Regions from separate parts of the Mus musculus genome. Here all the other regions are linked to region 1. Evidence: chromatin loops called from intact Hi-C (ENCODE). Cell type or tissue: heart. All regions are shown on one strand. Each heading gives the region's core, and the rest is flanking DNA. Links, peaks and the distances in the headings are about the cores only.

Region 1 (11,101 bases), core at 2,349-7,348:
AGCCTAGTACTATCTAGGAAGTCCAAGATTTCCTCCCCTAGTAATGAAGAGCCTTCTTTCTCTATAGATCATACAACAGATATGCAAAGTAGCAAACTCACAGTGACTGTGTACATAATGATGGACTTTCCATTTCCCCATCTGAGAACTTGGGTTAGAATGATCAATTCTGCTTTCAGACCTGTTCCTAAGGCTTAGATCTAAATCACTTAGTTGAAATAACTACTGTAGCCTCTGAGTACCTGATTCTATCTTTAATGAAGCTGTTCCCCTCTGTGCAAAGGACTGCATTAGGATCTTCCAGAAGGGCGTTCACTGCATCTGAGTGGATCCCTTAGACCACCATGGTTACCTTAAGATGGTCATGTACGAGCATGTGCAGGTTGTCATCAGGTAAGAGGGTAGGTAGCAGGATTGGTAGTGATGGGTTTCTCAAACTAGACTTGAAGATAGTCCAGGAGTAGAGCCTGTTATGGGTCACAGAGCAATAGATAGCCAGCAGTTTGGTATTCCTTAGAGGTGGGCCTCAACTGTGTAAGGTGCTGTGAGTATAAGATTCTAACGCAGAGTTAACTTGTTTGCGTCTTTCACTAGGATATCAATAGGTACCACAGCTCTTAGACAAGTGGGCCATCCTGAGGCCAGAGGGTCCAATCATTTGGACAGGTATGTCACAGGGCATTTTCAATGGCTCCAAAGTTTGGATTAAGATCCCCTTTGCAATGCCTTTTGTTTTGTTAAAACAAAACAAAAATAGATTAAAAAAAAAAAAAGGTTTGAGACATCAGAAGTACTAGGGCTGGAGGCAAGGTCAGGGCTGTTTTTAAAGCATCAAATACTTTTTGTTCAGTTTTAGTCCAGATTAGCAGCTGGGTGCCCCCTGTGTGCTGGTATACAGAGGCTTTGCTATTTTTGTAAACTCTGGTATTCAGAGGCAGCAATGCTCAACCACAGCTAAGAATTCTCAAACCTGTCTCTTAGATTTTGGGGGTTGGGATCTGAAGGATGGCAGCAATCATACTCTGAGGCAAGATCCTTTTTGCCTCCCTTCATTTGGTAACCAAGAAAGGTAGCCTCTGAACTACAAAGTTGGGTTTCCTTAGCCTATACACTGTAGCCCAAGGTCTCTAACTTTTGCAGCAGTCCCTCAGTGACTCCTTTATGAGCTATTTTGGCCTCAGAGGCTAAGAGGAGGTCATCTACATACTATAAGAGTATGGTCCTGGGAAACTTCTGATGGAAGGGCAAAAGTTCAGAGCTTAGTGCCTCATCAAATAGGGCTGGAGAGTTTTTAAATCCTTGGGGCAACTTGGTCCAAGAAAGTTGCCCACTACAGCCTCTCAATGGGTCTGTCCTTTCCGAAGCAAGTTTGGGTTGACCAGCATCTCATTTCTCAGGTCCAAGGCAGCGTACATCTGTTTCTCTGGAGGAATCAGGTTTGTGAGTGTATAGGTTGAGGACCGAGTGGATGCTCTTGACCCTCTTACTCACTTCCCTCAGGTCTTGGACTGGTGTATAATCAGAGGTCAGAGGTTAAATCACAGGCAGGAGAGGTATATTCCAGGGTGACAGGTTTCAGGTTAAATCACAGGATGTCTGTCTTTACAAGTTGGGCAAAATTCCCCTTTTTGTTTCTAGAGTCACTGGGTATGATTTGAATATGGACCATGGTAGCTGAACTAGTGAACAACTGTGGGAATTTGGAGTTGGGGCAAGCCCAGGGTTAATTTTTGCCCATACTTCCAGGAGTCTGTTGTAAATCTGAGAGCTAGTCAAGCTATTTGATTGTTGGTAGGGCTTTCAGCTAGAGGATTTTTTTCTCACAAAGTACAAGACACCAACATTTTGCTGGGTATTTATATGTCTGGGTTTGATCAGAGGTGATAGTGATTTTCAGTTTATGTAAGAGATCTTATCTCAAAAGGGGGCTGGGGAAATCAGGCATGACCAAGAATGAGTGGGTTATTGTAGAGAGAAACTCTTGTGCTCTGTAGGGATGCAGAGCCTGTTAATAAAATGCTGATTGACCTATAAGCTTAGGCAGGAAATAGAAGATGGGACATCCAGTGGAGAGATTGAATTTTGTGGGGGTGGGGTGGGGGGAAGAAGCACAGGGGACTTGTCTTGGGACATGAAGGAAGACAGACACATGAAAGCTGAGCAGCAGTAATGAGTCACATGGCAGAACTTAGATTAGAAGAAATGGGATATTAAGTTATGAGCTAGTCAGAGAACTACCCAAAACGTATGGCCAAGGTGTTTGTAAATATAGTAAAGCCTCAAGTCATTTTTTCCTGGGAACAGGGGCACAGCAAACAACCACAAGAGGTTACTATCCCCTTTCCTAGTGTTAGGGGAATAGGGTTGTCCAGAGATTCACTGGTGAGACCACGAGCACATTTTAACAAAGAGGAGGCTTTATTTAGATATGGGCACCAGAACTACATGTATGTTTGGGTTTCTCAAGATGTAGGTAGCCCTGAGCCATATTAGTCAGGAGTTTATAAAGGTAAAAACTATATGGTTACATTCTGGTTACCTGTTAGCACATATCTTGCCTATGTGCTAGAATTCTGTGTGTGTAAGCAGGAGCTCAATTTATTAAACAGTTGTCCTGCAACTTTGATTATCTTGAGCAAGGAAAGCTGGTTTACAGAGATGGAAAATATGGTTAGCATTGTGGCCTGTTACAAGAACAATAGTTTCTGTTAAATTATACAAGACCAAGCAATTACAGGAATACTTAACATTCCAGGAAGTTATTTGTTTTTGAGCATAGCTTCTTCAGGCTAGAGGTATTTTTATTTTCGAATCCCTTATAGATAGTAAACTTTAAGCATAATGTAAGCATCACACTTCTCGAGTCAAACTCTCGACTCTGTGTGGGTACCTGTTTATATTGGGATCTAATATACCCAGTTAAGGCAATAATTAGCCTGAGCAGAAGGGCTATAGGCACTGCTATGGCTGGCAGTATACTTATTAGCTAGGAGGATCCTGAAAATGAGAAGCGGAATCATTCTTTGTTTTCCCCGATTTTGGGTTCTTTCTCTTTCTGCAATGTTTTTATGTTTTTGTTTTTTTTTTCCTTTGGAGTGTAACCAAATTATCTCTAATGATTCCCGAGTGGTTTGCGTAGAAATGACACTTTTCTCTTAACCTCCTTGTTCTGCAGTTGGTTGAGCCCCCTGCCATACTGCAAAACCACATCAGCGAATGATTCCTCCTGTTCTTCCACTGTGTTAATAGATTTTCTAATGTGGATAGACCCTGTTCTATTTGATGTCCTAGGCTTTTGAGAGAGGTTTTGCAACTGCAGAATCAGTTATACAGATTAGTAGTGGAGAACAGAACATAAATTATCACAGACTGAGGGAGTCTCCTGCCTTTCCTATCCTGGAAGAGCCCCATACTAGAAGCCTCCCTCAAGGTGAGAGTGGCAAAAGATGAGGCTCCTGGGAAGGATCATGAAAGGGAGGGTCGGGGTGTCCTGCAGCTGGCAGCCCAAGGAGGCCTGGTGTGCCTTTAAAAGAAGAGCAGGTGGGGAGGAGGCCTCCAAACGGGAGTCAGGAGGGGACTGGGGGGTCAGAGTCAGAAATAGGAGAATGATCGGGTGGTTGGGGTTGATAAGAGGATCCGCTTCAGGTGTGAGCTGGGCTCAGCAGTGGATCTGGTGACATGTATTTTTGCCTGGCTGGTGTTCTAGGTGTAGAGGGTGGCAGCATAACTCCCTTGACGGTGCTGCTAGGACCAGAGGCCAACACTTGTCCTGCACCTTAGTTTCATTTACTTTCTCTGAAACAAAAATGGTGGTGTTGGGGGAGAGATCTGGTCAGTAAGTTTTTAAATTCTGGGATTTGGGACTCCTTCAGGCCAGAATGTGGGATACTGGTCCAGGTGTCCTGGTTTATTAGAGACCACACGTTGCCCTTTGTGCATAAGAGGAAGGCTGAAGTAGCCTTCAGCAGGCCAGCCCACCTGAAGTGAAGACCAATCAAGGGTACACAAAGTAGTTAATTTTCCCGTTGAGATCTGTTCTCCAGACTCGTGAGCTTTCCTCTGGAGACTCTTAAAATGAGAGTTCATCAGATTCAAGGGGTTTTCTGGGTAGAAGAATTTTGACCCATGATTTTAAATTTCTCAAGAACAATGAACAGCACAAGCAATCTACACAATACAAAAATAGGACAAAGTTCTCAAATCTGGTAGCCCCCCCACCCCCACAATCCTGACCTAACAGCGTCCTGGAGGCCCCACCGACTCAGAAACTGACACTGCATTTAGCTTTTCCACAAGTCCCTAGGATTATTAGCTACAGATAGAGAAACCTTACCTGAGGTATTCAATGCTTTCCCCCACCCCACAATCTAGGCATCCCCAGTTCCCAGCCTTTCTGATTGCTCTCTCAGCTCCCAGGTCACTAGGTACTGTCAGTATCCCAAGTTTCACCTTGTGCAGTTTAGTCATCTAGAACCTGGCAGAGGCCTCCCAAGCACTGGAATTGCCTGGGAGAGAAACACTTATAACAGAGCAACCCCGAATGCACATTACAGAGAGTTTCTAGAGACAAAGAACACAGAAAACTCACATCCTAGCTGGCAGTTGAAGGAGGAAGCAAGCAAGTGGTTAAACAGAAGCCAAGGACACGAAGTTAGCTGGGGTATTTCTACCCCTTGCTTTTAGAACATAGTTAGGTGCTTTCCCACGGAAGGGCTAGTAAAAGTGTGTGTGTTTCAGCTTAAAACAAGGATGGCTCCAGCTGAAATAAGATGAAGAAACCTTTGCCCTGTCACAAAAGGATAAACCCAAACTTCTCTAGTTAATCCCAAACCCAGCCTCCTCCCATGTTTTATTGTTGCTCTGATTGCAATCAGAAGCAGGAAGGAAGCGGGTAACCTGGGTATGGAAAAGCAGGGGGAAGCCCAACACAGTTAAGTAAGCCTTGGTTTCTCGGGTCCACAATGGCTTGGAGTTTAGAGGTCGAATCAGCCTTTCCAGCCAAGAGGAGGATCCGGCTCGGGGTTGCTGCACTAAGAGCGCTAGCAAACTTCCATCCTAGGCTGGGGCTCAGCTGAAGTTAGCTCTAAAACCTGTTCTTCCATCCCCGTGTGGGGGACACCTCCAGGCGGGACCCGTGAGGTCCCCACGCATCTTCTCCATCAGAACACCAGGCAACCCTCAACATTCCCGAGCAGGGTCCGGCACCCAAGGTCCAAGCTCTCGGCGGAAGAAGCCAAGGCACCAGCTTCCTGTGGCCTGTCTCTCACACTAGCCCCGCTTCCGATTGGTCGAAGCCTCGGGCCGGCCCTCCCTCCGGCCCCGCCCTCCCCGCGGATGGACAGGCCGAGGAGGCGGGGCTGCAGCGGCTCCGCCCCTCGGCCCCGGGCGGGCGGGCCCGCCCAGCTGTCAGTTACGGGGGCGGCCCGGCAGGCGGGCGCTCGCTGGCTCCCTCCTCGCTGGCTCGTGCTCGTGAGCCTCTCGCCGCCTGTGGGGAAGTCGGGGCCGCCAAAGCCGCGTCCACCGCCGCCTCTTCCCCGCCCTCCTCCCTCCCGGCTCGGCTGCCGGCCCCTCGCGCCCTCCAGTCGTGAGTAACCCGCATAAGGGCGCGGAGAGTCCCCGCGGCGGCGGCGGCGGTGACGGCGGCGGCGGCGGCCGGCCAAACCATGTTTCGAAGGATCTTGCAGAGGGTAAGAGTGAAACCGTCCTTCCGGCAGCACGTGAGCGCGAGCGTCCGAGCCCGGCCGCGGGGCAGCCCGGGCTGGAGGGCGGGGGCGCTCAGAGCTCCGCTAGGCCCGGTGACAGCGTGCGCCGAGGCCTGCTGGTCCTGCCGGAGCCGGGCTGCGGGTGGGGCGGGGCGCAGGCCGGAGCCCGGAGGGCCTCCAGCCTCGGCTCCCGCGCTCGGGGCTGTCACCACGGGCTGGAGGGTGTGGTGCCCGCGCGCGCCCCTCCCCGCTCCCCGCTCCCGGCTCCGCGCCCGTGGGTGCTCGGCTGCGGGCGGCTGCGGGGCCCTTCCCTGCCCCAGCGTGCCACCACCTTCCCACGACACGCACCTGCCTGTCTGCCTCCTTACTCATCTATCTGCACGGTACAGGAGGGTCATGGGAGACCCGGCCTAGTCCTGGGACTTGAAGACGCTGAACTGCCAAAGTCGGTGGAGAAGGAAGATATTACTCACTGTTGGAAAGTTTCTTTTAAGAATTACAAGTGCATTTTCCTCTCCAAGACCCAGAACCTCATTTTAGTTATCCAGGACTAAATGGCTCAAACGGCAGATACACTCCAGTTTAGTTTCCACCAGGGCTATCTCAATGTAAAATCTGGGAAATCTTGAGGGTAAAAAGGTAAGAGCGTTGGAAAGCCGTAGATGTTTTGTTTAGGTACCAGTTCCTAGAATAACATAATTAAAATCGCTTCTAATAAGAGTTGCCTACTCAAGTGTTTTGGATAGCTTCCATTCGCTCCCTTCTGCAGCTGGTTAATGTAAAGAGATGTTACCTAGAGAGTAGGAGAATTAGTTCAAAGGACAAGAACTTACTGAATGTGTAGCATTTAGTTAAGAAATGTGCCAAGGAGGGTTGAGTCAGCCAGTACACAGGAAGGGAAGATTCTGTTTAGACAGCTTCTGTGAAACATTGAAGTCATCTGGTCATACATCAGAGGAAACATAGTTAACGTCTGCTCTGGCCCTCTGTGGGGACATTGGATTTTTTTTTTTTTCCTTTTGCAATCGTTTTTGGTAGTTTTTTTGAAACTTTGATAGAGCTGAACCTTGGTAGCAAGCAAGGGCATACCCTTTACTCTCCCCATCAGCTGCTTTGTTCAACAGCAAAGGCTTCTGTGCATGATTGATGGCTTGATTTGCTTAAGAGAACTGATTACCTTAACCTCAGGTTACACACGCACACGTGAGTGCACCCCCTCCCCCCCCATACAGTTACCCAAGAGAAAAGGAGTTTGTGGTTTGCTTTTAAGTTTATCAACAATGTTTTCTGATTTGGGAGTTGCTTCTGGTGGCAACAGTTTGGCTTTCAAAAAACATGGGTTTTTCAGTTCTGAAGACCTGGGATTGTATGACGATCATTCTTCGTATTGTTGTTTGTTTATCTGATCTAGAAGTTTCTGTCAAAATGGAAACATGGTATTTACTGTGGTTATTGCTGAAATATATTATTGAATCATCATATTTGAATACATCAGATTGACAAATGGGCTTCCCAGCCTTGGAACTAGAGATACTTGTGAGTAAGTCGTTCTATCGTAGGGGTGGCTTTGTGCATTTGTCAGTAGCTAAAGTCATCCATCCCTTCTATTGAGTAAATGATAAGCTACATTCCTTCTAATATTGTACCTGCTTCAGGCAAGCAAAACTATCTCCAGACCAAATGTTCTCTAGGGGCTAAATTGCCCCTAGTTGAGATCCACCATGGTATGTATATGTATATACATATACACATATATATGGATATATGGATATATCTATCCTTCAATAGGAAAGTTTGAAATGTCTCTCATAGTTAATGTTCTCGTCTACAGTGGAGAGCTTCAGTAGGATCCATGTATAATGCTAGGAGCTATGAAATGGTTTTTAATAAGATGTAGCCCTCCCTTTAGAACTCGGAACTTGGTTGGCGGGGTGAACATGAAAAAGTAATTACAGTGCTGTGAACTGGAAGAATGAGGAGTGCTCTGGGAGCTACTTTGGAGGAGGTTGTTAGGCAGTTATGATAAGCTTTGGGAAGGAGGACATAGTTATAGCTTGAGAGGGAAGGACATGCCAGGAAGAGGGAATAGCATTTATAAAAGTATGGGGTCATAAAAGGAGCAAGGGATCCTTGGGGGGGATGAAGGGTTAAGTTTAAGAGGTGAGACAGTATTCAGGGATGGGTGGGAGATGAGGCTACTCTAGTGGGGAGTGACTAAGTTAGGAGAGGACCTTGCATCTCTTTGAAGTGTTCAAGTTTGTCTTGTCCATGTGTCTGTTTTGAATGCTTAGCATTTAATAAGAGTATTTTGATGATGCTAAGACTTGTGATTTATATTACTAATTTAGATCCTATAATGTGTGTTTTTATTAACTCAACAGGTGGTTTTTGCTAACAGGCATAACGTGAGTCTTTATTTTGTAACTGTCAATCCTTTTTTTTTTTTTTTTTTAACCTTACCCTGTCAACCTTATTTCTCAGCAGTGGAACTATGATACAAGATTAAAAGTACACATACTGATTTGGAGGGTTGCTTGAAGGGTCCATGCTTTTAACTGTACTTCACTTCTCTTAACATTCTGTTTTTAGATGATCTTTCATTTTGACTATTATAATTTTCTTCTGATTAGTATTTTTTAGATAACATTTTGAAAGAAGAAAAGGACATTGCATGTATAATCAATTCTGACTTCATCTTTGAACATTACTAATAAGTCCTTATGGTACTTCACAGATATTTTATTCTTCCTCTTCTTTTGTTAGCTTACTAAAAGAAAGGTGTTATTGAGGGTTAGAAATGCCTGGAAAATGGTAAAGGTGATTAAGACACCCTGATATGTATGTAAGGAATATTTTGATTAAGGTATAGCCTCATTGCATTTCTATTCTGTGGTAAACATCATGAACAAGGCAACTTATAAAAGAAGGTGTTTACTTTGTGTCTTATGGTTTCAGAAGTTAGAGTCCATGATGGTGGAACAAAGGCATGGCAGCAGGAACAGCTGAGAGCTCGCATCTTAGTGCATAGTTTGGAGGCATAGAGGGAGACACTGGGAATGGCTTGAGACTTTTAAAACCTCAAAACCTGCTCTCCACGCCCCATACCTCCTCCAAAAAGGTCCTACCTCCTAATCCTTCCTAAACAGTTCTATCAACCAGGGGCCAAGCATTCAAACCTATAGCTCTGTGGGGCTCATTCTTTCTTCATAGATCCTTTGAGAAATACTTGAACTTAAGGCTCTCAGTGGTCAGAAAGATGATCAGCATTACTACAGTAGGCAGTTTGCAAACTTTGTGAGATTTCTTTCTTAAAGAATATGGTATAATTTAAGAATATTACATTTTCTTTTGCTGATAAATATAAAATATTTCTAAGAAAGAATGTATTTAATTCAGAATGTAAATGGAAGGATTGTTTTGCTGGTCACTTGATTTATCTCTGGTCTTACAAATCAGAAAGAAGAAGGTAAATGAGATACCTTGATTATTTATCTACATCTGTGAAGTTAGTCGATTCCAAAGACCACTAGAGACTAGAGCCAAATTAAAAAAAAATACTTATTTTACTTATTTTGGTTCAACTTGCATGTATGTATGTGTACCATGTTCATACCTGGTGCCAGTGAAGGCCAAATGAAGGAATTAGAGTTACAGGCAGTTGTAAACTGCCATGTAGGTTTAGCAATTGAACCCTGGTCCTCTCAAGATCAGCAAGTGCTTTTAACTACCGAACAATCTCTCCAGTTCCTATGGCCAAATTCCCAGTCTGTTCTGTTTTCAAGAACTTTGCTTCTGCCTTCTCCTTACTGATCATTTTGTGTGGTTAGCACTATGGAAGAGGCAGGAGAAATGTGAGACCCAGTTTCTCTTTCAGGGACTGTCTTTGTGAAATGCTAAAGTAAATTATAGAGTCATTAAAGAATAATGTAGTATAGAGGAAAGGTCACCTTGGAAATACTGTCTTTTAGAGGGGGAAGTGAAAAAGGCTCATGGTCAGGGAGAAAAAGTTTTATGGCAGGAGAGGCGTTATTATGATCTAAGCAATGATTTAGAAAGGGTGGTATTTCTCTCTCCTGCTGTTATTCTTCCTTAGAAGAATACCTTTAACATGAAAACAATAAGTAGCAGTACTTATAACACTTGTTATGTGCTAGATACTCAAGACAGCAGTGAATGGGCACATAAGTTGCTTAAAACCAAATGTCTTAGAGATAGAGGTGTATTTAAAGCAGAAAGATACTGAGACAGAAGCTTGTAAAGTAATGTGAAATCCAACCCTGAGGGTTGATGTCTGGGTCAGCGTTGTCCAATGCAAACATGAGTCATTTGTAAGCCAAGAGTGGAAGTAGTCATATTTTAAAAAAGAGTTAAACAGATTTCTGTAAGAAGTTGGAAGCATTCTTTTAAGCTAGTATATTTAAAATATTTAGATGTGAACCATATAAAATTATTAAGACTTTGCATTTTTTGTTTTTAAATCTTTGGAGTGTGCTTAACTCTAATGGTACACCTTAACTTGAACTAACTGCATTTCAGCCATTCAGGGATCTTGTGTAATTAGGGGCACTGTTTTGAAGAGAATGGGTAGTTGCATATCAGTATACTAGATTTTTAACTTTTGATTTGGGACAAATTTTGAACTTAAAAGAACTTGTGAGAATAAAGTAATATGAAGAGCACCTTTGTATTCTTTACTTTGTGATGGCTTGAATGAGAATGATTTCCATAGGCTAATACTTTTGAATGTTTGGTTCCCAGTTGGTGGACTGTTTGGGAAGGACTAGAAGGCGTGGCCTTGGGGCTGTGGCACTGGGGGTGGGACTTGAGGTTTCAAAAGCCAACACCAGTCTTAGTTTCTCTGCCTCCAGCTTGCTGATAAGATGTAATCTCAGCTATTGCTGAGTGACATGCCTACTTGGCTGCCCTTGTGCCCTTACTGTGATGGTCATGGACTCACCCTCTAAAATTCTAAGCAAGCCCTGGATTAAATGCTTCTTTTAAAAGAAGAAATTGTCTTGCTGTGGTGGCTCTTTAAAGCAATGCAATAGTAGCTAAGACAACCCATATCTGACTATTGCTAATATTTAACTTGATTTGCTTTAACATTTGTTACTTCTCTTACTTTTGTCTCCTCTAGTTTTTTCTTCTATTTTTTTTCCCTCGAGTCAGATGAGGCCTGGCTTATCAACTCTGCTTCAATGAAGAAAAGAAATATTTCCTAATATTGATAATGTCTTTTGTAGTAATTCCCCTACTCTTGTTACAGATCTGGAGTAAGATTTTATGTCTTGATGGTTTAAAATGTTTCATTGTTGCATAACTTTGACCTCTTTCATTTAATTTTTACACTTACTTATTTATAGGCCAGAGGTCAACTTGTGGGAATTGGTTCTCCCCTT
Region 2 (11,101 bases), core at 3,775-8,774, 77 kb after region 1:
ACTTGACTGAAAAATTGCAGAAGAAAGACCTAGACTACACCCACTTAGAGGAGAAGCACAATGAAGAGTCAGCAAGTCGGAAGACTCTCCAGGCATCCCTCCACCAGCGGGACCTGGATTGCCAGCAGCTTCAGGCAAGGCTAACTGCATCTGAAAGCTCACTCCAGAGGGCCCAGGGAGAACTCAGTGAAAAGGCAGAGGCTGCTCAGAAGCTCAGAGAAGAACTGCGGGAAGTAGAGAGCACGCGCCAGCATCTCAAGGTGGAGGTGAAGCAGCTGCAGCAGCAGCGGGAAGAGAAGGAACAGCACGGGCTGCAGCTGCAGGGGGAAGTCAGCCAGGTGAGACCAGCGGGCACGTTCCTACAGACCACCATGGGGTTACGCCTGACAGTTAACAGGAAGTGCCCGGGACAGGGTGCATAGGAGCTTGTAGCAGTTACAGTTAATTCAAGTTGTTCTCTATTCTTTAGTTCAGTATGGTCTGGGGGCTGGAGACCAGGTTCAGTCATTAAGAACACTGCTTGCTCTTCCAGAGGACCTTGGTTGGGTTCCCAGCATCCACCTGACAACGCACAACCACCTTAACACCAGTTTTAAGAGATCCGATACCCTCTTCTTGCCTCCTGGGCACCAGGCACACACATGGTGCACAGATACACATGCAAGCAAAATAACTGTACGAATGAAATAAAACTTTAAATAATAATTTTAAAAATATAATTAAAAAAATTAAGTCAAGTGTGGTAGTTCTTAACTATGGAAAAGTAACAAAAATCGTCATGGGAAGTTCAAAGGAATGTGTCTAAATGTGCCTTGAATGTCATAATTTTTAAGTTTCATTTTATAACTTAAATCCCTCACCTTGATCTCCTGTATTTTTAAAAATGTATTATTATTCGTATATGAGTATTTTGCTGGCACAAGCGTGCCTGATACCTGTAGGGTCCAGAAGAGGGAGTCACAGATGATTGTCAGCTGCCATGTGGGTGCTGGGAGTCAAACCCAGATTCCTTGGGAGAGCAGACAGTGCTCTTAAACTGCTCAGTTACTACCGCCTCAACTCAGGACTGCTGTGTTCTCAAGGGAAAAGGAAAACAGGTACAAAATATGCACTGCTTGCTCATAATTATATGTGACTTATTGTCATTTATGTGACTGGAATTCAGTTGTAGTTTTAGTTATTCTGTAGAATAAGATGTGAAGGGATATACAGTGGAAAGATGGCATACAGTTACCTGGTGAAAAATACCGTTTAGTAAGGTGGGTGGTGCTGTGTGTGTCCACTTACATATATGGGCATACTTCCACAGTTACACTGCAAACTTCTGGAGACCGAGCGCCAACTGGGGGAAGCTCACGGCAGGCTGAAGGAACAGCGGCAGCTTTCCAGCGAGAAGCTGATGGAAAAGGAGCAGCAGGTGGCTGACCTACAGCTCAAGCTCTCTCGTCTGGAGGAGCAGGTAAGCTAGCATCTGAAACTGAGCTGATATTAGCGGATGACTTAAGACGTGAAGTACCTTAAACATGGTGACATTCGTCTTTGCGTCAGGAACTTTAATTGTAATTGTTCACATCACAGCAGCATTTCTTTCTCCCCACCTAGAAGATCCTACTCACTCAGTACATTTTTAAATTACACATTTTACTATTACTGTGTTCCTCCAAGTTGTCCCTGGAAGTGCCCAAACTGTATTTTAGCTTTCATGAGCAGCGTCCTTGGCTGCTTCTCAGGCTGCTGTGCTCTTCTTACTAAGAGCCGCCTCCTAACGAGAGCAGCAGGTACCCAGTACGGGTCATTAGCAGCAGGTAAACACGACTTATTTTATAAATATAAATACGGTTTTATTTCTAATAGTTAACCATTTTGGGTCTGTAATATAGCTCAGTGATACAGGTTGCCTCGCATGTGTCAGGTCCTAAGTTCAACTCCTAACCTCGCAAAAGAAATGCCTCCAAATGATCTGTTTGAATGTTACCCCAGAAACATTTGTAGTTGCTCTAATGGCACCGCTATACGGTTAAAGTAAATGCTGTGATTGAATTTTGACTTTTATTGAATTGGACAAATACTCAGTTTAAAATTTGTTAATTCAGCAATAGATTTTTCTTTAGACAAAATGTCTTAAATGTGGTAACAGATTGTATTCCTTCCTAATATACCATAAATGCAACCATTAAAAAGTAAAAGAAATGCAGATACTTTGATTTAGGTTATTGTTACACATAGTTGTATATTAATTACTTTAGCATAGTGGTATACAAAAATTCAGTGGTGAACTAATGCCAGTCTGGAGAAAGATTTTTCTTCTTCTTAGGATGAGATTTAGTGGGTAGAGGATGACTTCTTAATAATGACATTATAATTCTATAATGAAAATCGAGAAACTGCTTTAAAGCTGACTTTTCCATATGGCTTGAATTTATTTTTTCTTTTCCAGTTTGAGAATTGACATAATACCAGATACTTATGCTTAATATGATCACAATATGTCTTAAGTTCTCACTCAGCTAACAGTCTACATTTTTTTAAGTTGAAGGAAAAGGTAACAAATTCCACTGAATTACAACATCAGTTAGAAAAATCAAAGCAACAGCATCAAGAACAGCAAGCTCTACAGCAAAGTGCTACAGCCAAACTCCGAGAAGCTCAGGTAAGTGGAAACTAAGGAGAGTGGAACAGAGCCTCAGTTCTTTTGTAGGGATAGAACTACATAAGGCAAAATACTTGATGATGAGTTCTTTTGATATTAAGTGATAGTTAGAACATACTCTTTATTTCTATAAGTAAAAATTAAAGTACTTTAAAATCATTGTAAACATTTGCTTTATATGCAATTCATAAAGTATTCAGGTATATTACATTTATTAGATAACATTATTTATTATATTGCCTAATTTGATCTAAAGATGGGAAATGGCTCAGCTGGTTAAGTGTTGTCTGTGCAAGCATGCAGCAGCTCCTGAAGCTTGAGCTCATACCCTGCTACCCAAGTGAACAGCCATGTGTGGTAGCATGCAGTTCACCTGTGGTTCCAGGACTGAAGAGTGGAGGGCTCTGGCCTAGCTAATCACTGCTCAGGAGAGACTGTGTCTCAAAGAGAAAGTGGTGAAGCCATGGAGGAAGACAGCCAGTGTTGATTTCTGGGCTCCACATGCATGTGCACACACATGTACATATACACTCATGCACACACAGTTTTGTAGTTCTACAATGTAATGTAGCATGTGTTGATCATACCTTTTACTTCTTAGCATTACCTGAACACTGGAACTAGGTAAAGAAAATATAATGATTGGATTAAATTAGTACAGATTCTATTATTACATGGCTTAGAAGGTTAAAGAAGTTTAGTTTTGTTTTGTGAGAGAGGATACAGGCTTGAAATGAATTTGCCTTTCATATTTGTTTATACCTTCTTTCTTTCATTTATTGGATATTACCGAGTGCTGGATGTCAGACACTGCTCAGTACCGAACATATAGAGGCACAGTGCCTGCCCTCTTGGGATGCAATCTAGTGGTGTGTGTATATAGGGATAATTGTGGTGTCTGTGGGGACAGTGAGGCATTTCTGCAGTAAGTAATCTTTCCTTTTTGAGTTTGATGAATGAATGACACAAGAGTCAGACAAAGAGAGAGACAGAATCCTGGATTCATGTATCCCTTCTGTGTTTAATCAGTAAATAGTATTGCCTCTATATGTTCGGTACTGAGCCATATTCTCAGCCAGGGAACTGATTCTGTGTCTATCTATGGCTGTGCATAAAACATACAAAGTGCCTGCTGCCGTGGATGCTTGCTGATGGTGCAAACAGCGCCCATGGTAATTAAGCAGGATGCACAGCTATCTGAGTGTCGTAGTCACATCCAGAAGGAGGGTCAGGGTGGGAGGCATGCAAGTGCTGTGTGAGGCTTACTGTGCATGCCAGGGTTGCTTGGTGTCTTAGTTTGGAATTCTAATGCGGCAACAAAACTTCATGACCAGAAAACACGTTGGGGAGGAAAGGGAAGGATGGCTAAGGATTTTTGCCTGGGCACCAGTTGAAATTGCTAGAATAAAAGCACAGATCTCCGTAGAGTGTCTGAGTTCCACTCGTCAGTAAGCACACAGAATCATCATCTCAGTGGGTTTTGTTGACATGACGTCCTCACTCTAACATTCTCAGTAACTACTTGAAGCTTCAGCATTCTTCCCAGCTCTGAATCCCTGCCTGGCTGATCCTGGCCTATTATTACCTACAATTACATCCTGATATGTGAGATTTTTTTCTTAAGTGATCTACCTTGACTTTCTATTCTTTTTCCTATTGCACCGTGTCTGCCTGTGCCCATATTTGCCTCCTCTGTCTGAATGTGACCCTTGACACTTCCTTCTGTCTTTCGAGCTTCAGTGGATAAGCCCACATATACTGCCCACTGTGGAGGTACCATAGTGTCTTATCATCTGATTCCTTTAGTCACTTATCTTCCAGCATTTTTTAATAAGTGTCATGAACAAGAAACCTATTCCTACATATCTCTTTATTTCTCAAAAATTCTTCCTAAACCAAATTTTCCTCTAGTTTCTACCCGCTTTTCATATAATTTACATTTAAGTTGTAAAAATAGTTTATATTTCTTTTCCTAGCTCAAGAAAACTGAGATACTTGTTAGATTTGCAACATGGAGGTTTTGGGCCTTGGTAAGAACAATTTGGCAGAGATGAACACCTGATAGGATTTCAAGGCGATGGGGGTTAAGCTGGATTGTATAACTGTAGGTTACCCTGGGATTTTACTGTTAAGAGTAGGAAAGAAATGAAAATGAAAACTTTGGTAGAGGTCAACAGCTAAGAGGGTTTTCTTACCTGGTGTCTCAGAGTTAACTGTAGGTGGAGACACAGCTGGAAATAAAACCACTGAGATGATTATTCTGTGTGGTTACTGGCGAGTGGAACTCAGACACTCTATGGAAATCTGTGCCTTTATTCTAGCACTTTTCAGAAGTATGGGAGGAAAGGGACAGATTGCAGTACTGATCTGGAGTTGGTATTTTGTGGGGTGGTTGTCTGGGGTATTTTGAGGTGACAGGAAATGAACTACAAGAAAAGTTTGAGGTTTAGAAAGAAAAGCTAGGCTAACATGAATCAGCTGGAAGGAGACTGAAGTGATAGGCATTGAAGATGAGGTCATGCAATCAGCAGATAGGAAGTTGTGGTCACTGAGTAAGACAGTCATACTTTTTAGTTTTCCTGATTTCAGACTATTGCAAAATCCTTGTGTGATTGCAGTATAGAATGAGTTCTGGTGAGGAATTAAGTTAATATGAATGTTGAGAGTGCACTGTTAATTCTGTCTGTGTTTTATATTTTGTGGGAAGTTTGCAGAAATTGAGAATAAGACAAAGACTAAATCATCAAGTCTTACTTCTTGAGTGACTTCAGGGATTTACAGGTAGCAATAAACTGTCAAGGGTGGCAATGCTGCAGACAGCCCTGGGCTAATCATAGATGATGGTAACTCCGTTCTCCTGGGAGGGGCTGTGAACAAGGAAGGAGTCAGCACTCAGGTGATTTCCTGTAAACCTGCTTCCCACCTTAATTTGTAAATAAAGGCTAGAGCCAGTGATTGGGTGGAGAGAGAGGGGAAGGTGGAGCTGAAGGTTTTGGGAGGAAAGGAAAGAAAGTGGGGATGACAGAGGAGGAGGAGGAAGGAAAGTGGAGCAGAAGCACCTGGACTGGAGAAAGCACAAGTTCTAAGGGGTCTCTTATATGGGGAAAATAGTAGTGAAGTGGTAGATCTGCCCAATCTAGGTGCAAAGCCTGTGTTCAGATTAATCGAGTTGTGTTTTCATTGCTTGGGCTTATTTGGGTTGGAGATTTACCACACTTCCAAACCAGCACAGGCTTATCTACGAGGAGGATGGCAGTGACAAAAGCAGGGGTAGGCGGCCTCCTCTGCTTGCCTACAGGACTAGTCTGATGGCCGGTTAGAGAGGGAGATGGGTAAACAGGATCCGGGAAGGGAAAACCTGATTTCAATGGAGAATGAAAACCGTGACTTCTGCAGAAAGCTTTGCCCTGGGGAACTTGGATGCCAGAAGAGTAGTCAAAGGTGGTGAGAGGAGTTCTTGGTGGCCGGAGCAAAAGCTGAGAGCAAGTAGGTGGTGTCATTCTTCATAACTGAAGCTTAGAGAAATGAGAAGCCCACTTGACAGTGATCAACTTTTAAATCATTCAAGATGCTGGTGCCTACTTGCCGCTAACACTGCATGGCCTACCTGTAAAGCTGGGGCTGTATTCTGGGTAGAAAGTAGATGTTGCAGATGTCATCTATTGCAGGATATTGAGGAAGAAGAGGGCTTTGCTGATTTAGAGGAGTCCTACTGGGCATAGAAGTAAGCTTGCATAAGTATATATGTGTGAGAGTGCAGTGATGTGGGGGTGGGCCGGGGGAGGGCCAGTGTAAGACAGGGTCTCTGTGTAGCCCTGGCTGTCCTGGTACTCACTCTGTAGACCTGGCTGGAACTCAGAGATCTACCTGCTTCTGTGTCCTAAGTGCTAGGATCAAAGGTGTTTGCCACACTACACCCAGCTGCACTGGTTGTTTTCATTCAGTGTTTATTTCAGAGCAACAGTGTCATGTGTCTTGGATATATACTAATGAAGAAGAAAGACAATGTATTTATATTCTGTGCCTTATGTTGTAGTGGGAGGTAGAAGGAAGTAAATAAACATGAGAGAAATAACTAAGCTCTACTGTGCTGAGCTAAGTGCAGTACAGTAGAGAAACCAGCATAGAGACTGTTGCAAAAGGCTACGGGTGGAAATGCATGGGCAGGACAGCTCCACCTAGAAGGTGACACTTGAGCAAACATTTGGAGAGGAGGGAGGGAATCACTTGGGTGTTAGGAAACATTTAAGGCAGTGGTCACTAGTCCAAAGGCCCGGAGGTAGGAGTGAGCCAGGGTTGTCACTGAGTGAGTCCCATGTGTCTGAAAAGGGCCAGCAGTGTAGGAAATAAGGTCAGAGTCTCAGGAAAAGGTGGTGTAAATGGTTTTGCTAAATTTATGCTTATAAATAATGTAGACTTATTAAATACGTGGTTTTAATTAATTTGCTACAAGAAAATGTAATTGTTTTAAGATGTAGGACTAATACTTTGAACAATTAAATTTACAATTAGTCATTTTGTGTTTAAGGAATAACTTTTTAAATTTTCCATTCTTAAAATAGTAATTTTAACTCTTTTAGAATGATTTGGAGCAAGTGTTACGTCAGATTGGAGATAAGGACCAAAAGATCCAGAACCTTGAAGCCTTGCTGCAGAAGGGTAAAGAAAGCGTTTCCTTACTAGAAAAGGAAAGAGAAGATCTTTATGCAAAAATCCAGGCCGGTGAAGGAGAGACTGCTGTTCTTAACCAGTTACAAGAGAAAAATCATGCACTGCAGCAGCAGGTATGCTTGTGAACTTGACGGTTCTAACTTTACCCTAGTCCCCGGGAGCTATGGCAGCTGTTTGTCAAGGAAATTCATGATCCTGACCTTTCTTACTTGTTTTAAAATGTTATTTTTTATATCATATATTTATCATCAAGGTAGGTCACTATGTATTGAAGGCCTGTACAGTGCTTTGATAAAAGATGTGTGTAGTTCATGTCCTAGGATGTTTAAAAAAAGAAATGAGTGATGAATTAATAAGTTAAATGTTAGAATCAAATGTTTGCTATTACTGAGTATTGTATAATATTTAAAACTCAATGGTTATTTATGTTTTGATAATGTATTTGTCTTTGGATAATATAAAGCTTCCTAATAGTTTTAATAAATTGTTATTCCAAAATATATAAACAGTTTAATAGAAATATATAAAAATCTTAACTGAAGCGGGGTGCAGTGGTACACATATTTAGTCCTAGCACTTGGGAGGCAGAGGCAGGCAGATCTTTGTGAGTGCAAAACTAGGCTGGTCTACATATCAAGTTTCATGCCAGTTAGGGCTATCTAGTGATATTTTATTAAAAATAGGTAAATAAATAACTGAAAATATTTTATATCTGATGTTTTGGAAAAATTAAGTAATAGTAGGTGCTAATTGGGGAGCTAGAGTGTAACATGAATTCCTGCCACATGTCCTGTTTAGTTGTTTTCTTAGTTTCCGTTTTGTTTTAAGACTGAGATCTCACATACAAACTCAGCTGATGAGGCCTCATCAGACAAGTACTTTACAATACCTTCTAGTGATTATGGGTGTGAAGGACAAACCATAATAATGTGACTAGAAGTGGGCATGAACTATATATTCTATATGGGCAGAACACCCATATAGAACTGCTAAAGATAAAACGGGTAAAATACTTGAGTAGAAACTAACACTGGAAAAAGGCATCAATGAACAGAAAAGCAGGACAGTTGGAAGCATTCAAAATGAAGCAGAGAAGAGAGACCCGCGTCTCCGTGGGGCAGCATCTCATAGGCTGGCTGAGAGTAGTGAGGAGGATGACTCATTAAAATGCATCTGTAGATTTAAAAAACCTCCCATGTACATGAAAGGAAATATCAGATGAATTAGGTTTCATCTACATTTTTAAAATGTATGCTTTTGAAAATACAACATTACAAAGGTAAAGTCAACCTAAAAACAGTATAATTTGTCTGAGAGCTTAGAGATACTGACAGTGGCAAGGAGCCCTTTGTTATCAGGTCAGTGGGGAGCTGCGGGGGCGAGGGTGACTACAGGGCCCATGTGAAATAGCTTTGTGTAGGGGAAACATTCTTTACTGAGTGTGCACCTTATCAGATCTCAGATTTGATACTTAAGTTAGGTGAGTTTTATTGCATATAAACTCTAGTTAAATAGAGATTATCTAAAAATAATAATATCTAGCTGAATTTGATGTTCCTAGGATTTGGGCTTATTATACTGGCTTGTTATGAAAGGTTTGAACATTTTTACTTGAAAAACCTTGCAATTACCTGTTATAGGGCAATTCAGAATTCTGAGGGTAGTTTGGTTTGAGTGTCTTCATTTTTGTTGTGGTTTGCAAACTTTGTAATTAGACTCTTGCATGTGTACTAGCTAACTCAACTGACGGAGAAGCTGAAGAATCAGTCGGAAAGCCATAAACAAGCCGAGGAGAACTTGCATGACCAGGTACAGGAACAGAAGGCACATCTTCGAGCTGCACAAGACCGTGTTCTTTCTCTGGAAACCAGTGTCAGTGAACTAAGCAGTCAGTTAAATGAAAGCAAGGAGAAGGTCTCGCAGCTTGACATACAGGTAATATGCTGTGCCATGAGTTTGTATGTATAAAACATCGTTTTAGACCATACACGTGTTTTTTGCATACATTTGAGTGGAAAATGACACAAATTAAATTATGTAGTTTCTTGAGGTTTTCTTTGTCCACAGATATTTCTGTTCTTTCTCCCTATGGACAGGTGATTTCTGTAGTGTAACTTTTGATTCCTACTTTCAAGGTCCTCCCTGGTAGGACTGTCAGCACAGTGTGAAGGTAAGTTAGCACATGCAGTGTCTGCGAGTACCCAGGAGCCTGTTGTTAGAGCGAGCTTACTGTGGAAGGGCTTTAATGCCTACGTCCAACAGTGTAGGCTGCAGTAGTAGCCAGGTCTCCACTCTTCATGAATGTAAAGGGCCTGGAGGTGGGTCTTCCTCCCATCCTCCCATCCTCCCATCTTCTGAGATGATGGTGCAGCCAGTACTCAGCTCCCTTACGTCTTCACGGATTACATGATTTTGGAAAATATGCCACATATATATTGAAGCATTTCATGATTTTTAGTTTATTGGATAAATGAACTGCTATATGTAAATGAAGCTGATTGCACAAAAATGAGTTCTTTGTCAGTGAGTTGATTACTTCTGTTATTTTAAGTATAGCTTTCTTTAGTTTTTAATTTGAACTCAGTATAGAGATATACCTTATCCAACATTATTTCTGCAGACTAAGTATTGAGATATTAATTATTTGAAGTTTTTTTTCTGCTTAAAATTACCCTTAACATGGATAGTTTACATCTTTTGTATTCACTTAGCTAAATGAGTATCATTTTCACTCTGCTAAAAACATTTTAATTTCAGATATATTTATATCTTTTCTACTTTTTGCTTTTTTTATTAGAGGTGACTTGTGCTAAACTTATTTCAGTACTTATTACTTTTAATAAAGAGAGTATAACTCTTAACTCCTTTGATTCTTGTTCAAAGTAGAAAGCCTGACGTTTTCAATATGTAATTTCTTGACTTTTAATGATCATCAAAGGAAAACTCTTTATATGAGAAGTTATCTGGAAAGAGTACATTTTAAATGTACTTTTAGTTTTATTGTTTGGACTCCATACTGAAACCCTTGATCTTTGGAGCCACCACTTGAAATGGCGTAGTTCAGTTGATTGTGATACTGGTAGACGTTAGATGTGTCCTTTTGAAAAATAATTCAGAAAAAAATATACAAGTTATTTGTCTTTTAGAGATAGGATCTAAGCATGTAACATAGACTAGAATAGAGCACATAATCCTTTTGCCTCTGCCTCTAACATGCTTGGATCACAGCCTAGTATCCCAACTCCTGGTACTGTTTCCTTCACAAGGGGCAGAGCACTGTGGGTTGGTGTCACAGGAACAGCTTCCTGCTGTCAGGTGGCCATCACTAGGAGTCTTCTCCCTCACCCACTTCTGTTTAGGAGATTTCACATATGTGCTTTTCAGTGTCTCAATTATTACTTTCTACTAATGCACCTAATTTTTAATACTTTTGTGATAAAATCAATATGTCTTAAGAAAGGAAAGTCAACAATTAAATATAGAATTAAAAATTTGTAAACTTTGTTACAGATTAAAGCCAAAACTGAATTATTACTATCAGCAGAAGCAGCAAAAGCTGCTCAGAGAGCTGATCTTCAGAATCACTTGGACACAGCTCAACATGCGTTACAGGATAAACAACAGGTAGGAAGACTGGTGATGTTTTGCTTGGTGTACACATACTAATACTTCCCTTCATACACATGAAATCATACGTAAGTAACTATGGTACTTGCATGTTACTTACATCTGGAAAAATGTTTGCATGTGATCAGAGTTGGAAATGATAATGTGAAAATA
Region 3 (11,101 bases), core at 3,132-8,131, 90 kb after region 1:
AAAACAGAGTAAACAGAGATAAGTCTTACTTGGGCCCCTTTCTGAAATAGTTGTAATCAGAGCAAGAATCTCTGGGGTGCTGTTGCACAGTACTAGATTATAGATAACACCTTATTCTATACATTTCAAAAAGGTACGAAAATGAGTCTTTGAAAGTTTTTAGCACAGAGCAAAGGTAAATGAGATATGTCTAACTTGATTTAAGCATAACACTATAGGTACCCCACTGGCATGTATAATGTCTATGTTTTGGGGGTTCATTTTAAAAATACTTAACTGAGGTCTCGGGAGATTTCTCAGTCAGTAAAGCCCCGCCGTGTAAGCAGGAGGACCCCAGCTTGGATACTTGGTACCCACATAAGATGTCAGGCATGATGGAAAGGGCCTGTGGTGTTTGTGCTGGGCACGCAGAGAAAGGAAGATCCCTGGAACTTCACGTTTGGCCAGCCTATCTGGATCTCCAAGCGGGCTTCAGTGACAGGCCCTATCTTAGAAAAAGAAAATGGAGAGATTGAGAAAGACACTCAATTTTGGTATTTGTCCTCCACCTGTAGACACTCCCCAAAGGCACACACATGAGAACACACACACACACACACACACACACACACTGATGAAATGAAAGCACATTGCTTCTATCTAAAACTATATATAGTAGCTTGATTTTATAAATTTAAAAAATCAGACATATAATATGTATGAGATGCCTGGTACAGTATAAACAACAGTGATATAATTAACAAAAACACTTAATAAGCAAAGTCAGGAATTTTAAGTGTTGTATATTTAAGATCAGTAGGTATAAGTTTGAGGAGTACATGACAAATCCATTCAATTTTATTTTAAATATCTTGTTATTTTTGTAGTTGTTAACTGCATATACATAGATAATATATCTTAAGTGGATATGGGAATAACCTGTTACTTAGTTTTGTTTTTCTAACTTAAATTGACAAACATTTGCATTTTTAATATTTATGTTTAAATTGATTCTCTTATAATTAATTTTAAAAATAACCACTGATTTATGTAAAAAGCCCATTCTAGATTATCTGACAGACCCTAATTAGAACCATTTTCTCATTCAGTGGTGGTTTCAGAATGGATTTCTATAAATGCATTATAGCTATTTTGTATATTGTCACTAACAATTTGTATGCAGACCAAATGTTATAATAATCATTAGGCATTGTCAAAATTCAAATGAATGCTGTACTTCACCCACAGAAACTAGAAGCTGATGCTCTTGAAGTTAAAGCCAGCAAGGAACAGGCTTTGCAGAGTCTACAGCAGCAGAGGCAGCTGAGCACAGACCTGGAGTTGAGAAATGCAGAGCTGAGTAGAGAGCTCCAGGAGCAGGAGGAAGTGTAAGCTGGCCTCCCACTGTACATCCCTAAGGTGTTGGTTGTTCACACCGACTTTAGAGAGTCACCAAGTGTGGTTTTGTTTCAGTGTGTGTGTGTGTGCGCGCGTTGTTGTAGACCCTCTAGGATTTGTTACCTGAATTTCTCTGATGAGTAAATGGTGGTGGTCCAGACTTGATTAAGTTAGGAAATGTCACTAACTTGGCCCTTCCTGAGGAGACCGCGTGCATCTAATGAGATGTCTTAAGGCAAATTTCAGTGTTTTTAAAATTATTTTACTTTTTCTTCTGAACCATATTAAAAATTCAAGACTCAGTAATCACTTATAAATAATTTTGGTTGATAAATTTTATATTACATTAATTTTTAAAATTCTTTTTTAATCCAGAGTATCTTGTACAAAACTGGATCTACAGAATAAATCTGAAATCCTTGAAAATATCAAACAAACCCTCACCAAGAAAGAAGAAGAAAATGTCGTCTTGAAACAAGAATTTGAAAAGTTAAGTCAAGATTCAAAGACACAGCACAAGGAGCTGGGGGACAGGATGCAAGCTGCGGTCACAGAGCTGACAGCAGTGAAGGCACAGAAGGACGCACTCCTGGCCGAGCTTTCTACAACAAAAGAAAAACTGTCAAAAGTTTCGGATTCTTTAAAAAACTCCAAAAGTGAATTTGAGAAAGAAAATCAGAAAGGAAAAGCTGCTGTATTAGATTTGGTTAGTTGTTACATTTCTTTTCTCAGGTAGAAGTCATTATCTTATTTAAATGCCATAACTGGCATGTGTGTAGGGGTTGGTTTAGTTCATTCTGTTTTTCTTTTAAACCGATAAATCACTTGTAAGTCATTGCAGATGTTTTCAGTGTGATGTTTCTTTATTAGGAAAAAGCTTGTAAAGAATTAAAGCATCAGCTTCAAGTACAGGCAGAGAGTGCCCTGAAGGAGCAGGAGGACCTGAAAAAGTCACTCGAGAAAGAGAAAGAGGTACGTGCTATTTTACTATAAGCATGTAGAATATAATAAAAGAGGTACACATTGTTTTACTATAAATATGTAGAATATAAGAGAAAGAGGTACAGTGTTATTTTACTACAAATATGTAAAATATAATGAGCTTTTGTAGTTTCAAATTTTTCTCACCTCGATACAGAAATCAAGAGAACATGGGGCCGGAGAGATGGCTTAGCAGTTAAGAGCACTGACTGCTCTCTTCCTAAGGCCCTGAGTTTAAATTCCAGCAACCACATGGTGGCTCACAGCCACCCGTAATGAGATCTGAGTCCTTCTTTTAGAGTGTCTGAAGACAGCTACAGTGTACTTACATATAATAAATAAATAAATAAATAAATAAATAAATAAATAAATAAATAAATAGATAGATAGATAAATAAATCTTTTAAAAAAAGGAGAACATTTATTTCTATTAAGTAAAATGGTTCATGTGTTTATTTTTAAATTGTTATTTGTGTTCTGGTTATCACTAACAATCATTTAAAATGTAAGGGCCAAATAAAGAAAAATATAGTTAAGAAAAAGAGAAAACTGAATCAGCTAACTGTAAGAGTTTTGATTAGATAGGGTTAAAGGACATTATAATTGAAAAAATAACAGCATCTTAAACATGACTTGTTTCGTGTATTTGCCGAGTTTTCTTTTGATTTATGTGATAAAACATTGACCAAAGACAGATCGGGAAGGAAGTGATTTATTTGGCTTACGTATCCCATCGCAGCCCATCATTGAGGGAAGCTGCAGCAGAGTCAGTGGAGACGTGCTCTTCTCTGCTTTATCCCAAAGTTTGCTCACTTTGTTTCTGACATACCCAGGACCACCTGGCCAGGGTGACTGCACCCGCAGCGGGCAGGGCCCGCCCACAGCAGTCGCAGTCAAGACAGTGCCTCCCAGACTTGCCCACAGGCCAGTCCGGAGGGAGTTCCTCAACTGAAGCTCTTCTTCCCAGATGAAACTCCAGCTTAGGTCAACCTGACAAAACCTAACAGCACATAAACAATGGCGGTGTTAGTGACCAGGAGATAGATATTCCTGAGCTGCTTCACAGTAACCAGCTAGCTCATGTCACTAATTGCTACGAGATAAGCCATACTTAGAAGGTGGCCAAAGGCTCAGTAATCTCTCTGAAAAGTACTGTGTATCTTATAGCAGATACTCAGAAAATGTGTTTTCAATGAATAAATGAGTCTGACAAGTTTCAGTTTCTTTCAGACTTCTCAGCAGTTGAAGATAGAACTCAATTCAGTCAAGGGAGAAGTCTCACAGGCTCAAAATACATTAAAGCAAAAGGAGAAAGACGAACAACAGCTTCAGGGGACCATAAATCAGCTAAAGCAATCAGCTGAACAAAAGAAAAAACAAATTGAAGCGCTTCAAGGAGAGGTTAAAAATGCTGTTTCACAAAAGGTATTAATAATAACAGTCTGCTCCTATAGAAAGAAATATGTGGGCATTCAGATAATATTAAAATGAGAGTTGCATTATAGATAACTTGTACATATTTAAAATTATGTTAAATATAAAGCCTATATTTGATACATGGTTTAAGACTGAATGTTCATTGGAATTATCAACTAATTTATTATTTAAATTTTTGATAATCATTAGTCTAATGCATAGAAGTGATGTTTACTGTTGGGGCAATTACTTAGGTCACATTTCTACTGTCTTAGAAGAGTTTAAGGACAGTGCAGTAAATCATTCTTACTGTGGGGAAACGGTGACAAAACCATGAAGTGGGATGTATTTAAAAATGCAGCAAGGTCGGATTTCCTATAGTATATTTGACATTGTATATTAAATCAATGCTTTTCCTTCCAAGAATGAAGGGACAATTTATTGATAATATGCTGGTTTTCATTCTTAAACATGTTCCCATCTTGTCCAGAATGAGTTAACAGAATAGGCTGGTTTTAGTATAAAACATTTGAACAAAATAAGATCTTTCTCATTGTTCGTTCTTTTTTTTTTTAATTAGGTATTTTCTTCATTTACATTTCAAGTCTCCCAGACCCTACCCCCATTCCCTCACCCCATTCCCTCACCCCATTCCCTCACCCACCCACTCCCACTTTTTGGCCCTGGTGTTCCCCTGTACTGAGGCAGATAAAGTTTGAAAGATCAATGGGCCTCTCTTTCCACTGATGGCCGACTAGGCTATCTTCTGATACATATGCAGCTAGAGACACGAGCTCCCGGGGTGGGGGGTGGGGGGGTACTGGTTAGTTCATAATGTTGTTCCACCTATAGGGTTGCGGATCCCTTTAGCTCCTTGGGTACTTTCTCTAGCTCCTCCATTGGGGGCCCTGTGATCCATCCAATAGCTGAGTGTGAGCATCCTCATTGTTCATTCTTATAGATGGTCTTTAGAGAAGAAGGTGCAATCCTTCAGTCTACAGATTAACCTAAACAGTCATGTCATTAGGAGTCGGCTGCCAGAAACTAGAGTAAAGAGAATAAAGATCGGAAACAGCACACATGCAGCTTCATCTTTAGCAGGTGTTTGTTATGCTACATTCCATACAAATAATTTTCTAAAAACAAGGGCCATGGAGAGACATTAGTCTTTTTGTGCTTTCATATGTAATCGGAAATTGGAATATAATTGTCATGGTGTAATTTCTGTACATTTTTGCTAAGTCCTTTTTACTTTTCAGCAAGTGCAGTTATGTATATGGTGCTCTTGACCATGCTTAGATCCCTTGTTCTCTTCCTCCGACTACCACCACGCCCCACCACTTCTGTTTAAGCTCTTACACTACTTAACTTTTTTTCCTTTTTTTATTTTTTGAGATAATTACAGCATCTATTCCCCTTCATTTCCTCCCCCAAGGCCTCCCATATATACCTTTTTGCTCTTTTTTTCATTTGCTCATTTTTCATTATATGCATCTATATATGTAGCAACATTAATGAAAGAAGACATCATGTCTCTTTTTTAAAAATGACTTCTGAGTTTAATTAGGTTCCTGGCATAAACTTGAATGTGGAATTACTGGAGTGGAGCAACTCACCAGTAGCTATTTAATTAACACACTACATATATATTCATAGGATGGATGTAGGGATAATTCTATACTTGTGTACGTTTTTTTTTCCTTTTATTGGAAGTAGCTTTTTTCTCACATAATATACCCTGATTGTTGTTTCCCTGCCCTCTACTCTTCCCAGCTCCTTCCCACCTCCCTCCCCTCCAGATCCACCCCCTTTCTGTTTCTCATTAGAAAGCAAACTGGCTTCTAAGGATAATAATCAAATATAAGATTAAAAACTTGTATACAATTTTTAGTGATGAAATTAGAGATATTAGCATTTCTGTTTCCTTTAAGCATTTCTTCATGTTGAGAGCTCTAAAGTCCTTCTTTATGTTCTAGTTCTTTGTAAAAGATACAGTACATTACCATAATTCACAGTCCTTGGGGCTCGTTCCTCCTAGTATGTCCTCCTTGGCATCGTTCTCCACTCTCTTGTTTGTCCCAGTGACTCCGTCCTCCTGAGCCTGTCACAACTGTTAGCAGAGGTAGAATATTTATTTTTAAAAAGCCAAGCATGTTTTCCCATTACATAGGCATATTTTAAATATGTCTTATTTTTTCTTAAGATTTATTTACTTGTTTTATGTATATGAGTACACTGTGGCTGTCTTTAGACACACCAGAAGAGGGCGTCAGATCCTATTATAGATGGTTTTGAGCCACTATATATGGTTGCTGGGAATTGAATTCAGATCCTTTGGAAGAGCAGTCAGTGCTCTTAACCACTGAGCCATCTCTCCAGCACCAATATGTCTTAATTTTATATCTCTCCCACATATTCTTGAAGATAAGTTGATTTTAGAGTACTTTGAACTTATGTGAAACTTTTATTTTCTGTCCTGATATTAATAAAGATGACTTATAGAAGTTCCCAGAGTTACTTTTGCGTTTTCAAAAGTAGAAACTACATATTCAGGTCAGCACAGTAGTGGCTTCTTAATTTATGTAGAAGTTCTCTTAGTTCAGCCTTAAAATGTCACTCAGGAAATCTAGCACTGTGTCTTCTGTCCCAGCATCGTTGTTCCTGGCTTCCGAGAGCACAAGCCCCTAGTACTGCCTCGGAGAACATCTCTCTTTTCTTTTGATTGCATTTGCATTTTAAATAGTATGGACTTCTTGGTTTGGTAATTCTCTGACTTTTTAAATTTAAAATATGTTGCTCTGTATTAAAATATAATTTTTGGCCATAAATACAGTGTAGTGGGTTTCTCAGATGTCTTAGTTGTATAAGTTTCATCTTATATTTGACTGACTTCTTATTTGCATTCTCCTTTAAAAAACTACTGATGTTTTAGACAGTGCTGGAGAATAAGCTGCAGCAGCAGTCATCACAGGCAGCCCAGGAGCTTGCAGCAGAGAAAGGAAAACTGTCAGCGCTGCAGAGCAACTACGAGAAGTGCCAGGCGGACCTGAAACAGCTGCAGTCCGACCTCTATGGCAAAGAGTCTGAACTTCTAGCCACGAGGCAAGACCTTAAGGTATTGTAAACTGTTGTATGGGATAAAGCTCAGGAAATAATTCCCTTGCCTAATGAGCAAGGGAAGTTAATATCTGTGAAGTATTATATTCTATTAAATTACCCCTTTAATGTTCCTTTTTAAAAATTAGATTGTTTTATGACAAAAATCATGAGATGAGCTATAAATATATACACACATATGTATATATACACACACATTAAAAACTCAGTGAAATAATGTGGGCGAATCTTATGGTATTAGCTTTTTAAGGCCTTTGAAGCCTTCATTTGAGAGTACCTTTGGAGAGAGGCTGGTTATAAGCCAACTCTGGGAAATGCAAGTGCATTACTATGGTCAAGCTCTTAGTGCTATATTTTTGTCAGCTTTCTAATTTACAGGAATGCTTAATGATTAAAATCAGGCCAATTAAATATAGCCTTAATTAATAATACTGTATGGTCAAATAAGGTATCATGTTGATTAAAATGAAAGGTATAAATAACAAGGTAGCAAATTTTATACAACACTGGCATATCCTTTCTGTAAAGGAAAGCGAACATTGTGTTCCTACACACAGAGGACCAGCACCTTGCCTCTTTCCCCCAATATTTTGTCTCTGCCCCTGTCTCTCTTTCCTCCCCTCTCACCCCCCACCCTCTTGTCATGGTAATATATGCTATCTCCTTTTTTAAAGTGCACTACTGTAAAATTTATGTTTGTAAAATGTTGTATATATTTTGTGTTGTATTCATGGGCTCTTGTGGGCAACCAGGCCACTTAGATATGTGAGTAGATCCTGAACTATAGGTAGAATTTGGAAATACAGTCTTTACAAGGATGTCTGGTGATAGGAGGAACTGAACAGAGCCAACCAGGAGTGGAATTTATGTTTAAAAAATGGAGGCTCCAAATTGTTAAGTATACTAAATGCTTAGTGAAAAACAATTGGATTTTATATTTGAGATAAAAATAACAACAGCAACAAAGCGTACAACAGAGAGGAAAAATGAAATTTTAACCTGGACATCTTTAAAGAAGCTTAGATCGCTAGTAGGGATATTCAGTTAAGCATTCTCTCTCCTCTAGGAGATCTGCTTTCCTGTAGGACTGTGATTCCCATTAGCTGTGCAGGCACATGTGTGTGAGCTCACACAAATAAAAATCATTTAAATTAATTACAAAATACCTTTCTCCACAAATTCTGGTAACTGGGTGTGAGTTGGTTGAGAGGATAGAGTTAAGAGAATGGAAGGTGTAGAGGGCAGTTCCTAAGTTCTTAGCAGGCCCAGGGGAGGGCAAGGGATCAGTCCACACGGACACAGGAAACTGGGGGAAGCAAAGGAAAGCAACAGGAGGCAGGTTAGCCAGGGGGTGGGGTCCGGTGTGGAGGCAAGGGTGCTGGAGAGGTGGCTCAGTGGCTAAGGATACTTACTGTGTTTTCCAGAGGACCTAAGTTTGGTTCCCAGCACCCACATGGCAATTTACAACTGCCTGTACATAACTTCAGTTCCACGGGATCTGGTGCTCTCTCTGACTTCTGTGGGCTCCACGCGCATTTGATGTTAAGGCATACATACATACATACATACATACATACATACATACATACATAGGCAAAACATACATTCACATAAAAAATGAAAATAAATCTTTAAAAAAAGAAAAATTAGAACTGGTCATTTTATTACTGTTAAATTGCTTGTTTGTTTGTTTTTCAACAAGGCAGGGGAAGTTTGCAGAGAAGTTTGCATGTAAGCTGAAGGCAGTGAGGAGCCACTGAAGGGCTTCCATGTAATCTGCACAAATGAGAAAGCATAGGGCAGGCCTAGGGAGCGTTTCACAGCAGGCGCGATGGAGCCTCTGCTGTGACACTCCTTTGGCAGGTGAGGCAGGCCGGCTGACAGCAGAGCAGAACCGTGACTGGAAGAGCTGTTGGTTTACTCGAAGCCCTCCTTCTTTACTATTCACCAGATAACTATTTTTGTCAGCCTTTTTTCTCTTTTGCTTCAGTGAGCTGATCTCAAATGTGAGAGCGAAGGGAGACAAGAAAGCATTCTACAGCGTGACAGTTGCCTGTGTAAGGCTTTCTGTCATAGCTGTTGTAGCTGTCAGTGTATACCTCAGCCTTACAGTGTCTCCTCGGACACCAGTAGGGTTGACCAGACTGGCCTAGTCTGTGCCGTTAGCCCCATCTGCTGGATCATTTATGAAATAGTTTGCTCACTGGGTATTTCTGTTGGCTATAATCTATGCTATTATTTGTCCAGAAAAATAGAAGTGGAATTCACTATTCAATTCAAATTCATAATATAAATGTATTTCTGAAGTGAAGTGAAAATTGTGGGGTTATACAGAATTAAGCCTAACTCTTCTCATCCCAGTACTTTTATGCTATTTTATCAGACATCAGAAAAAGTAAGAGCTAATATAAAGGCTTTGTTTGAAAGGAGTATGGGAAGGCTTGTTTAATAAAAATAATTGGAACCACAGGGATTTTAGAATTTTATAATCGTGTCAGGGCTGGTAATTGATCTACTCAATGATTCGCCTATTGCCATGTGTGTGGCTAAGATAAAGATAGGAAAAGAGGTGGACCAGGGGAGCATCCCTGGTAAGCAGTGCTGAGTGAGCGAGGCATGCACAGTAGTACAGTTTGGGAGTGTGTAAGTAGATGTCCAAACACAGGGCACAGCATTGTCCCTTGACATTGTCATGAAGACTTCATCTGGTCTTTAAAGAACTAATAAATTAATGGACTTTGTACATTTAAAATTCTAGAGTCCATGCATTTAAAATCTTATAAAGCAGTAACACTTTGGTGGTTCTTACAGCATTTCTTAGGGGGTACTACTGCTTTCTTGGTTTTAGCAAGCCTGTTGAACCAGAACCTCTATTACACAATTATGGTTGCAGTAGATTTATACAGTAGTTTTTGAAACATGTTTATTTCAGTGCTGAGATCAAACTCAGGGTCTTATGCATGCCAGGCAAGTACTCAACACTAACCTATTACCACCCCCTCCCCCCACACACACCCAGGACAGTACATTTTATTGTTAAAAGAATTTTTTAAAAGTTATCTTGGTGACATCTAGGCCAGTTGCCATGTCACGCATTTTACAAAGGTCTTACATCGGTTTCTTGTGTATTTGGTGGTGCGCATTTGCTCAGCTGCCCTGTACAGTTTCTGCTGCACATGCCACTCTTCTGTGATAAGGACCATTTTATGCAGGGTACTGACTTAATACCGGCTGCCTGAGTAGCAGAGAACAAGTATGTGTTCTGTGCAGTCCTGACTGGCAGAGGTCCTTCCCTGGCTTGCATTACCTGGCTCCTTGTCAGGGGAAATGCGCCTGCAGTAAGAATTGGGGCCTCTCTTAGGTCTGCTGAACGAGTTCTCACTCCCTGCAGATCCTCAGCCTTCGTAGCTGATGGTGTCAGTTCCCTTTCCCTAGGACCATATCCCCAAATGTAACTAACAGGCAGAAACGTAGCCCTTTCCACTACTTCAGATCCTCAAATGTCTGAGCCTTAGAGCAGACAGTAACTATGATAGGAACTGACCCCACGTGTATTAGTCATCTTCCTCATTGTTGTGACAAAACATCTGACAGAAGCTCCTTGAAGAAGGAAGCGTTGTTTGTTTGTTTGTTGTTTACTCACAGTGAGAATACCATGTCTACCATGACTGGAAGCTGTGACAGTAGAGCTCAAGGCCACAGGTCACATGGTATCTGTAGAGACAGACCTGAGTGATCTGCCCTGCCTCCCTTCTGTTCCTTCATTCCAGGACCCCAGACCATGGAGTAGTGCAGTCCACATTTAGGGTGGGTCTCTCTGCCTGAATTATCCTAGTCTAGAAACTCCTTCACAACACAACCAAAGGTTGCTTCCATAGTCATTCAAAGTGTATTAGCATGACAGTGTTCACCACCACACAAGAGACTTAGAGCCGTCAGTAGCTATGATATTGACTTACATCACTTGTACCACTGAGACAGGAAGCTCAGAGGATGGGCCTATAGCTGGTCAGAATACAGAGTTGCATATAAGGCTAAATTTATTGAATGAATGATATTAACAGCTATGAAATATATCCTATAAGAAAACTCTGTCTTGTTTATCAAGGTGTTTACCAGGCCAGGGGACATTGATCCTAGAAAATGTGTGTACATATGTAACATTCAATTTTATTTCTTTTTAAATTGTTTTCTTTCATTTTTCCACTGA

Evidence for each region. Peaks named below come from ENCODE experiments on the same cell type or tissue, not always from the same donor. Only the 100,000 strongest peaks of a DNase experiment are listed, where the experiment ranks them.
Region 2: it touches region 1 in a loop (1.9-fold over the local background); 2 of 42 quality-filtered maps call a loop at or near these places.
Region 3: a loop joins it to region 1, with 2.0 times the contacts of the local background. A loop is called at or near these places in 3 of 42 quality-filtered maps.

What each region holds. Positions count from the first base shown.
Region 1 is chr10:95,935,286-95,946,386 of GRCm38, forward strand. It overlaps Eea1 (early endosome antigen 1), which reads left to right and starts at 5,378. Exons shown (of 29, transcript NM_001001932.3): 1 at 5,378-5,687. The coding sequence starts at 5,664. In heart, for the core only: a CTCF peak has its summit at 5,446; a DNase peak (open chromatin) is centred at 5,366; H3K4me3 peaks cover 2,576 bases; H3K27ac peaks cover 2,006 bases.
Region 2 is chr10:96,010,776-96,021,876 of GRCm38, forward strand. It overlaps Eea1 (early endosome antigen 1), which reads left to right. Exons shown (of 29, transcript NM_001001932.3): 11 at 1-338; 12 at 1,310-1,459; 13 at 2,531-2,650; 14 at 7,231-7,434; 15 at 9,056-9,256; 16 at 10,832-10,945. Among named protein-coding and RNA genes, the nearest start is that of Eea1, 76 kb to the left of the region's middle. In heart, for the core only: no CTCF peak of the experiment used is centred there; no DNase peak of the experiment used is centred there.
Region 3 is chr10:96,024,805-96,035,905 of GRCm38, forward strand. Eea1 (early endosome antigen 1) reads left to right here. Exons shown (of 29, transcript NM_001001932.3): 18 at 1,228-1,367; 19 at 1,753-2,083; 20 at 2,248-2,349; 21 at 3,589-3,783; 22 at 6,707-6,889. Among named protein-coding and RNA genes, the nearest start is that of Eea1, 90 kb to the left of the region's middle. In heart, for the core only: a CTCF peak has its summit at 6,036 (motif pointing right); no DNase peak of the experiment used is centred there.